2 separate regions of the Homo sapiens genome follow, and region 1 is linked to region 2. The links are chromatin loops, found by intact Hi-C in ENCODE. Cell type or tissue: GM12878. All regions are shown on one strand.

Region 1 (5,000 bases), 970 kb after region 2:
TACTCTAGATATTAGACGTTTCTTTATTGACATTCCCTTCCACTAAAATGCATGTTCCATTGAGTCAGAGAGATTGTTGTCTGTTTTGTTCACTGTTGTGTCTTGAGCACCTAGAAAAGTGCCTGACATATATCAAACAATCAACAAAACTGTTGAATGAATGAATAAATGAACAAATGCATGTTTGTACTGACACCTGTGGGAAGTTTTGTTTTAAGATAGTACATAATGTAGTAAACACTTCAATGGAGAGTAATGTCTTTTATTATACATACACAAACATATTTATGTATATATACACCACATATATATACCTATATATCTTATATTTATATTCATTTATATACCATATATAGGTATAAATATTTTATATATAGGTATATCTTATTTATATACATACATATATATGTATATATGGTATATCAATAAGACCATCAAGGTAGAGCTTTATTTGCAGAAAGGTTTGCCCAGTTTTAGGTCCATCAGCAGGCACATAAAATGTTTTTAATCGTATCAACTTCCATCTCCTTTCTGTTTATTTTTAATCATTCTTTCTCATAGAACCTAGCAGCTAAATCTAGCCATGTTAATTACCAATGCTGAAATTGGCAACTAGATCCCTGCCAGTCACCCCATTAATTAACATATTGTTTTATTATGCTTTTATTCAGTCAAAAAATGTTTATTGATAACCTGCTATGTCCCATACCTTATGCCTAGCAATGAGGAAATGGTGAGCAAGAATCCTTATCCTAGCAGAACAGACAGTCCAGGGGGATAACAGTAAGTATGAACGAAAAACTGTAGTAAGTTATTCTAGGGGAAATGAGGGGACCATAGAAGCATACAGCAGGAATACCTATTCTAGTTTAGGAAAGGTGAAAGAAGTGTTATTTATGTAGAATTATCTAAAAGATATATAAGAATTAGCCAGGTAAAAAGGTGAGGGGGTAAGAAGTACTCCAGATAGAAGGAATGTAAATAAATGGGAGGGCTTGGAAAGAAAAACACAGCCCTCTTCAGGAACAGTGCAGGGAGGGGCTGGGGAAAAAGGCAAGATCTATTTGACCCTGGAGAGGTGGGCAGGGACCTAGTCACATGTGGCCTTCTGACTCATAGTACTTGTCAAGAGCTTCTATGCCTCCAAGGCTAGCTGCTATCAAGGGAGCAGAGATAAATCAAACTCTGCCAGAATTCTTGACCTTTGGCATACTCACTGCCAGACACTTTCTGAAAGCCAATAAACTATGGCTAGTGGAAAGTGAGCATTTCTTAAAAATATCAAACTGGAGTAAGTACTGTGGGCAGAGGTAACTTCACAATGTCACCCCAATAGTGTGCCAGATGTTAGGGGGGCTTATCATACCAAAGGCAGGAAAAGACACCAAAAAGAAGGACTGCTTTGGACTTCTACAACAGGGATGTATCTGTTGATCCCAGAAATAATCATAGGTATTACCCATTTCTACCAGCTCAACCGCTTCCCCTGCTTTCCCTGCTGTCCTAATTTCTAGTCATTCTGCCTTGATTTTTTTGTTTAACCTTAATTATCACATGTTCTCAACTAGCCTGCACTCTTGCTACATGGAGATTTGAGTAGGGGCTTTCCTAAAGCTGATCCTGGAACAGATAACCCTGATACCCACAAGGCAGCTGGGAATACATTGACCTGGAGTGAATAGTCAGAAACAAATTTCCTGTTACATATTTATCTGACTTACACTGGTTTGATTCGAATGTTTCAGAGAGTATATGCTTAATAACCAAGATACTGATCTATCCTTACATACATAAGGTTACTGACACATGAGTTATTACAAATAATAACCCTTAAATCTATTTTGGTAAATGCTGATTATCAGCTAGTTCTTCATTATCTTTAGATTTTAAGAATGAAAAATAATGTCATTTATAGGGAATTTTTTAGATAGTAGGAACTGCCCAGGTAAAAAGGTGAGGGGGTTGGGCATACTCCAGACAAAAGGAACACACACAAATGGGAAAAGCTCAGAAATAAAAACACAGCCCCTCAAGGAACAGCACCAGGAGGGGGCGGGGAGAGCTTAGATTTCTAATGAGGAAAAAAAGACTGAGGCACAATAGCAAATATTTGGATTTACAAATCAAAAAACCACATAGAGAATGCCAAGGAGTTTTAAGAAATTCCATGTATGATTATGCAGGTTATAGTCCCTCATATGTAACTCAAATGAAAACTGCCCATCTGATTTTCCAGAGTGCTAACTGTATCACTGTAGATTTAACAGTAACAGCTGAGCAATTTCTGAGATGTCAGTGTAAGAAGTCCCATGCTCATGAACCCATGAATGACACTTCCCTGCCTGTCTAAAATACCGGTTCCCCAAACTCGCTGGACCTCAGAGGCACCTGGAGACTTGCCTCTGGTTTAAAATGGAGACTTTGCTGGGCATTGTGACTGTGGTCCCAGATACTCAGAAGGTAGAGGTGGGAGGACTCTGAGCTGAGGAGTTCAAAACCAGCCTGGGCAACAGACCCCATGTCTATTGGTAAAAACATAAAAATGAAGACAACGTAGACTCCCAGGTTCCACCAGGAGGCATTCTCATTCAGTGAATCTGGGTTGAGATACCAAAATTCGTATTTTTAATAAGTGCCACAGGAGATTCTAAAGCTGGTGGTACAGACTTAACTCCACCACTTTCTGGATCAGTGGTCCTCAAAACAAGTTCACCCTGGATCCAGGGAAGGCATAAACTGATCCACTGTGATTGAGGAAAAAAAAAATACCATACTTACATATAATTTTTTTCTCTCTAGCCTTATTGAGGGGTGTGTATGTGTGTACTTATATACACACTTTTTTTTTTTTAGACTAGGTTTCGCTCTGTTGCCCAGGCTGGAATGCAGTGGTGCCATTAAAGCTCACTGCAGCCTCGAACTCCTGAGCTCAAGCAGTCCAACCACCTCAGCCTCCCAAGTAGCTGGGACTACAGGCGTGCACCATCACACCCAGCTAAAATTTTAATTTTTTGTAGAGATAGGATCCCACTATGTTGTCCAGGCTGATCTCAAACTTCTGGCCACAAGCAGTCCTCCCACCTTGGCCTTCCAAAGTGCAAGGATTACAGGAGTGAGTCACCACACCCAGCTATTTTTAATTGTTCGGGCAACTTCCGTACTAATTTCCGTAATACCAATAATAATTTATATCCCCACTAATGGTGCACAAGACTTCCCTTTTCTCCACATTTTTAACTTACATATATTTTATAACTTCATTTATGAGTACAGTATGTAAACATATGGACAATGCATAATCAAATTCTCTTTCTAGAAAAGATACATAACAAAAAAAAATTAGGGGCCACAGTTAGGAGTACTTTTGCCTAGAAATAAAACTGAATACTCCAGCATCCCAGGGGAAAGGAAAGGCATATGGAACTGAAAGAATAATACCCTGAAGAGGGGGTAATGCAACGTTTACCGAACGCACTGAAGGGAAAGGCAAATCGCAAGGAGAGCCCCAGTCATGTCCCAACCTTAGAGAAAATCACTTGGGGTATCATCTTTCTCATGTGTAAAATGAGTAAAGGGGTGATCCACATGTTCTCTTACGTTCCTCCCAGCACAAACACACTACAGTTTATAAAGCACTGATGAAGAGGAACCATGAGTGAGGTAATGAAGGGTGGTACATGCTATTCCTCACAAGCTCGAAATAGATCAACAAAGTCTGGAAAATGCCTGTCACGCAGACAGAAGCCCATCACTAGAATCATAAAACATTAACGCTTTGATAGCTTCAGGACCCCCACATTTCATGGATTAAAAAAAAAAGCTCACAGTGGAGACTTGTTCTGACCAAGAAGTCCCAGGTGCCCAGTAGCATAGCCAAGTTACCTGATCCCCAGAGTGTGATGCTCTCACTATACAAGTCTCCTTCCTTTCGAAAGTAAAGAGACTTTCTAAGATGCCAGAGGCCCAGCATTCTGAAGATAAAAAATAAGGTCCATTCATTGTTCTCAAATATGATTTATGTTTGTAACCTTTACAAGAAGGAAAAAAAATGTTTTGGGATTTGTTTTACCTCCCTGTTTCTTTTTTTAAAATCTGAGAAACTGGTGAAGACATAACCTTATAGTGTTAGAAAAGAAAATTTAAGAGCATCTTAAATAAGGAAGCCCATTGTGGCTCTCAGTGAGGCTGCCAAGAGCCCACATGAGAGCAGAGGTCTTCTGGAACACCACAAATTCCCAGTGGCCTCCAAGCGCAGGCTCTTCCTTTCTATTCACAAGACCCAGAGACAGGCAAGGTCAATTTCCCTTCTCATTTTCCTGCATATCTAAAACTCTCTTTAATGTGAATTTAAAAGGACAAAAATGGAGTTAAGAGCTTCACGTACCTGTGAAGGGGAACCACTGCCTTCCTTGCAGCCCCAGAAATACTGAGTGGGCACTGGAAAAGCACAGCAGCCCAAGATCAGATTCGGGATCTGCACATAATCCTGGACTGAGAGCAGCTCCTCAAGTCTATTGAATCTTAACTCTATGGCTTGGGGAGCTGAAAACGGAACATGTCCCCCCAGGTAATACTCAAGCACAAAGCAGTTTGAGAATCACTGATTTCCAGACAAGAAGGCAGGGGTATCTGGGCTCTGCGTAATACTACCCACCTGCAAAAGTCCCCAGGTCTCCAAATATCTTCCCCAAGAGGTTACATTCTGGAGGTGCAGGTAGAGACCAATGTCCCAAAAGTTGAAGTTTAGCCACTCTTCATTTAAAGTGGAAAAAAAGGAGTAAAATAAATTACTACCCACTATACTAGGCCCTTTACACTTACGATTCCATTGCATCCTCACGACGAAAATCTTCCACATTCAGATGGAGCCTAGTTAATTCAAAACTCCTGGTGCAAACTGAACCCAAGCTAGACCACTTTAATCTCAAACAACACTCTGATAATCAGGGCAAATAGCACAAATCAGATTACAAAGAAATAATCACAATTTTTAAAATTCC
Region 2 (5,000 bases):
GGCACTATGAATTATCGTTATTAACTTAAAAAAAAATTCCTCACTGGTTCTGGACATGTGCTAGCCCCCAGTTAAAGCAAGACCATGTCATGGCCAGTGGTTCCTCTTGCCCCAAGGCAGAGCGTTCTGTCCCTGCGGGGATCCCTGAACACTGGCTGACAGAGCACAATACCAGATTAGGGACTGTCTTATGAAACACAAGAAATATAACACCTCCAACAAAGTGGGTTTAGGGAAGCCATCGGAATGCACAGGTGGCACCCAATGCAGTCCCAGCCTCCTGGCAGAGGTCTCTCTCCCTTCTCTTCTCTCTTCTTCACCCCCATTACCCTGCAAGAATGTATGTGCTAGCACTTGATGCAAAGCACAAGCAGGTGCATTTTCTGCCTGGTGACAGTCCCCCGGGAAGTTCAAGAAAACTAAACAACCCTTTAAGAAGTTAGCCATCAACACTGGACATGACTGTTTTGAGGGCAGATGGAATCATTTCCGCCCGCAGTGCTGGATACAACTGCCTAGAAAGAAGTTCCTACTTTAGGCCCCTGAAGTCAGAGCTGCCTGAGGCAGGGCACTAGGACACATTCCCTTCTCTCCAGCCAACAGCCGTCAGTCCCCATTCGATCTCTGGTGGCCCCGCTGCCCAGCCCGGTCCCACGTGCTGCATAAAGAAAAGAGTCGTGCTCTACTTATCCTCACATTTCTGCCTGGGGTACGCACCATGGGAGGTGCTGGCGTCGGCATGATGGCGGTGGGTGGGATGGCGTGGGGGAACGGCGTGAAGGTGTGCTGGTGCGTGTGCTGGTGGGTGTGCTGGTGCTGGTGCTGGTGCTGATGGAACTCGGTCCGCAGGTAGGGCGGAGGGCCCAGGGAAGCCCCGCGGTCAGCACTCTGAGAGGCCAAAAAACGAGTGTTCAGTTCCTGTCGCAAGATGTCTTGCTCTGGAAGAGAAGAAGAGGGAGACGATGACGCCTTTTCCTTCAGAAAAGGACATCGGACTGCCTTCCTGTGGAGGGGTACGGGGCTGGTGACACAGTGGCAGGGGTGACAGGGTGTGGCTGGGCCCTGAGATAAACGGGGGCAATCAATGAAGCAGACGAGACCAAGGCCCGGTCGCACCCTGTCTCCCTGTTCTCTAGCTGGTCTCCCAGCTTTCAGGGACAGGCAGTCTATCAATCTGGGGAACAAACTCCAGGCCAAATGCCAAAGTCCGATTTCCAGCTGTCACCACTGGCTGAGTGACCCTGGGCATGGCAAATAACCCATCTGAGGGCCAGTTTTCCCATCTCCAAGAGGGGGACAATAATATTGCCTAACTCATGGGTTTGATTTTTGAGGGTTAAAGCAATTTGCACGTTTAAGTGCTTGGGAACAGTGATAGCACACTAATAAATGTCAGCTGTTCACACGGCAGGGCTCGCATGTCCTCTTCAAGTGTCAATTACTGCTATATGGCTCTCTGTATTGGCGGCATAACATGGCTACACTGGACCAAAACTGGGACGCTTGACCTGATTAACACAGGTGAGGAGACAAGGACCCTGTGTCTAACATGAGATCTGCCCTTAAAATTCTGGGATATATTGTCACAAAGAGTGTGTCATCTCCTCCCAAGGAGACAGGAGAAGGCCCTGCCCTGCCCAATGAAAAGAAACCCCTTAAACCAGGACACAATCTAAGATCCTGGAGCGAGACAGACATGGGCTTGGGGACGCTTCCATCGCCCTCAGGGGAGCCCAGACGACACGGGACACACTACCTGGGTCTGACCACTCAGTGGCTGAATTTAGCTGGAAATGCCTCCTAACTCCAAACAAACCCACTCTCTTCGGGCAGTGTCTGATTCACAGGGGCTGAGCTAGCTTAGTATGGGTGCTGACAGGTATTTTTGCTGGACCTCAGGCCAGAGAGCGTTTGAGGAAGATCACAGTAAGGAAGGAAAAAATTGTAGGCAAATGCAACCTTGCAATCGGGACAACATAGGTAGGGTGAGGTCACAGCGAGGGGCGGTGGGGGTCGGGGTCACGAGCACAGGCCCCTCCGTCCTACCTGAGTAAGTGCTCCCGGCCGGGTGTCCGGCCACCTGCAGACTTCCTGATGTCAGTGGTGGTGGAGGAGGCAGAGCAGTGGGAGGGGCAAACATATTGGGGTGATGTGAGTGTGCGGGGGGCTGGAGGGTGGGTGTGAAGCTGTGCAGGGGGCTGTGGTTGGGCAGGGAGAGGGGGAACGGGGAGGCAGAGGGGTGGTGGGAGATGTGAGGTGGGGCGGGCTGAGTCTTCGCTGGAGTGCTGCTTCTGCTGCTGCTATCGGAACAAGAAAAAAAAGAAAAGAAAAAAATAAAAAAAGGTAAGCAATGTATTCTCTTTAAAAGAATCCTACCTCCTTCCCCTAAACCCTCACCACAGTCTCTCTTGCCCCTTCCTCTTTACAGATCCTCCCTGTACGAGCACACTTTCTGAAATCACAACTCCTGCAAACTTTCCCATCGCTACTGCAGACAGAGCAAACCGAAACTGCTGCTTCAGGGCTGTGGGGCATCTTGGTGTCGAGACAGCTCATTCTGCCTAAACCTCAGGGCCTCTCTCGCTCCTGTGGCCAGATTCTCATCAATGCCCCTAGAAAATCCCCAGCCTTCCATCCTCCACTAGCTACATCTCCTATAAAGCAACGGTTAACAAAAAGGAATAAAAAAAGCGATGATCTGAGTTCCCCCCATCTGTCTTGTTACCTCTTAAATGAAGACACACAAAGAAGAGGTGAAACCCAGGTGCCTGGGTTCTCACATCACTTTATGGTCTGGAGGCCACAGAAACGGCCGAGGGGGCAGAAGCCGGGCCCGGCTCCTTGGGGAAGGAGGAAACCTGCCCCCCAAAGACTGTGCTTTCCCCTCTTAGGAAAAAGCAAGGCCCGGAACCACCAAAGCCACCAGGTTTTCAAAAGAAAAACAGTAACAAAGACACACAGCCTCAGGAGCTGTGCCGGGTTAGAATTATAGCCCCCGGGGCACCAGGGCTCGGCTCTACTTGGCGCTGCACACTGGGTTTCTGCCTCTCTTTTCTTTGCTGTGTTCCTCTGTGCTGCTTTTTAGACGCTTCTTTGTAACTTGGCAAAAACAAGACAGAGGAGAGAGCCTGGATTTCCATAAAGAAATTTCTCACTTTCTCTAAATGCAGCTTGTTTTGTTTCTTCCCTACTTCTCTGACCCACATAGGAGGAAGTAAATCAGAATGAAAAAAAAAATCCTTAAGCTGGAATACTCATCAGGTCCCAATCTTCCTGCCTTTGGAGCTGCAGGGAGACGAGTTTTCTTTAACACTTCTTCCATCAGAGGCAGAGAGCCTCTCTTGAAAGGATCTGCTCACACTGCATGGCCTCTGATATGCCCCAGGCTTCGACTCCCTGCCTCCCACTGCTGCTGGGTCTCCCTGGCCCAGGGCTTTCCAAGCCTTCCTCTCCTTCCGCCTCCACTCTCGAGTGCCCATAAATATTTTACTTCTTTACAATGTCCTCACCACCCACCCATCCCAACCTGTCCTTTCCCAAGAGACCCGAGTCTCACCCAACAGCCCCATTCCCTGTCTCTAGTCTCAGAGAAAAGGATGATGTTTCCAACAAGGAAACCTCAGTCTCCCTAGGGATCCCTCCCCGACTCCCACCCACCTGATCCCCAGGGAGAGGGCAAAAGTCAGGCCAAAGAAGAGCAGGCCACTCACCTTAAACTGTTGAGGCTTAAGCTACTGCTGTTGTAGGCTGACAATGGCTGGGAGAGGCTCTGAGCAGAGGGGTGGGCCTGCACAGGTGGGAGGTTCTGATGGAGCAGCTGGGTGGGGGACTGTGGCCTGGGTGGCCTCTGCACCTGAGGCTGCGGGGCAGGCTGGAGCTGGGCCTCAGGAGGGCCCTGTGGTGGCTGTGTACTCAGAGGTGGGGGTTGAGGTGGGGCCTCTGTGCGCTGCACCAAGTCAGGGTCCGGAGAAGGAGCTCGGAGTTGGGGCTCCGTCTGCGGCTGGGGTATTGGCTGTGCGACCTGAGGGCAGGGGTCTTTAAGCACCACAGGCTCAAAGATTGGCTCTTTGCAACAGTCCTGGCTCTTCTCCTGGCTTCTCTCTAGACCCGATATCTTGGGGACAATCGGCCCTGCATCCTGGCTGTCATGTTCTGGTAGCGTGCCAACACCTAACTCCGGATCTGCATGGGAGAGAGCAAAGACAAAACCACAGGCAATGACATGCGAGTGTGGCATAAGGAGGGAAAGGAAACTCCAAGGCTATCACACAACTCCAGCAACAGGACCTGGCACCAACCCTCCTGGCTTGGGTCCTTGTCTCCACCACCTGCGGGGGTATGCGCCCACAGCAAATGGGGTCAATGGTGGACAGAGAAAGATGCAGGAACAGCCTTTGACCATGGGGAGCAATGACCCTGGGGGTGTGGGAAGGGAGAGAAAGGCCAACTGGCCAGAGGAGACTGCATTCAAGAAAGTAGCCTAGCGCCAGGCATAGGGGCTCACACCTGTAATCTCAACACTTTGAGAGGCCGAGTTGGAAGGATTGCTTGAGCCCAGGAGTTCGAGACCAGCCTGGGCAACATAGCAAGACCCTGACTCTACAAAAAAAAAAATTAGCCAGGTGTGGTGGTGTGTACTACAGTCCAAGCTACTCGGGAGGCTGAGGTAGAAGGATCGCTTGAGCCCAGGAGTTCAAGAGCACCCTGGGCAACGTAGCGAGACTCTGTCTCTGTATGAGAAAAAACAGCAGCCTAGACTACATTCTGAAAATGAATGTTTTCCTTAATCTCCAGAAAGTCTTTTATGGCATCACAATTAAGAAACAATAGTTGACAAGTTGATTTTTCCCTTTTAAAACAAATACATTTGTTGAACATACAAAAGAGAAGTGTTTTCTATTGAAATGAGTCAAACATTATTTAACATCACACGGATGTTTTTTCTTGGCCTTCCCTTCCTCCCCACTTTCCATTTTGACCAAAGGGACACACTTGACATT

The links. Hi-C counts contacts between places; a loop is a spot of excess contacts. Peaks named below come from ENCODE experiments on the same cell type or tissue, not always from the same donor. Only the 100,000 strongest peaks of a DNase experiment are listed, where the experiment ranks them.
Region 1: a loop joins it to region 2, with 3 times the contacts of the local background. A loop is called at or near these places in 2 of 110 quality-filtered maps.

What each region holds. Positions count from the first base shown.
Region 1 is chr7:69,796,841-69,801,840 of GRCh38, reverse strand. All of the region lies in intron 1 of AUTS2 (activator of transcription and developmental regulator AUTS2), which reads right to left. Among named protein-coding and RNA genes, the nearest start is that of AUTS2, 200 kb to the right of the region's middle. In GM12878, a CTCF peak has its summit at 2,585 (motif pointing right); no DNase peak of the experiment used is centred here.
Region 2 is chr7:70,762,052-70,767,051 of GRCh38, reverse strand. AUTS2 (activator of transcription and developmental regulator AUTS2) reads right to left here. Exons shown (of 19, transcript NM_015570.4): 7 at 3,711-4,182; 8 at 2,047-2,300; 9 at 718-938. Among named protein-coding and RNA genes, the nearest start is that of GALNT17, 370 kb to the left of the region's middle. RefSeq lists a silencer at 2,353-2,402 and enhancers at 2,643-3,012, 4,055-4,766. In GM12878, no CTCF peak of the experiment used is centred here; DNase peaks (open chromatin) are centred at 2,561 and 3,093; H3K4me3 peaks cover 3,030 bases; H3K27ac peaks cover 4,007 bases.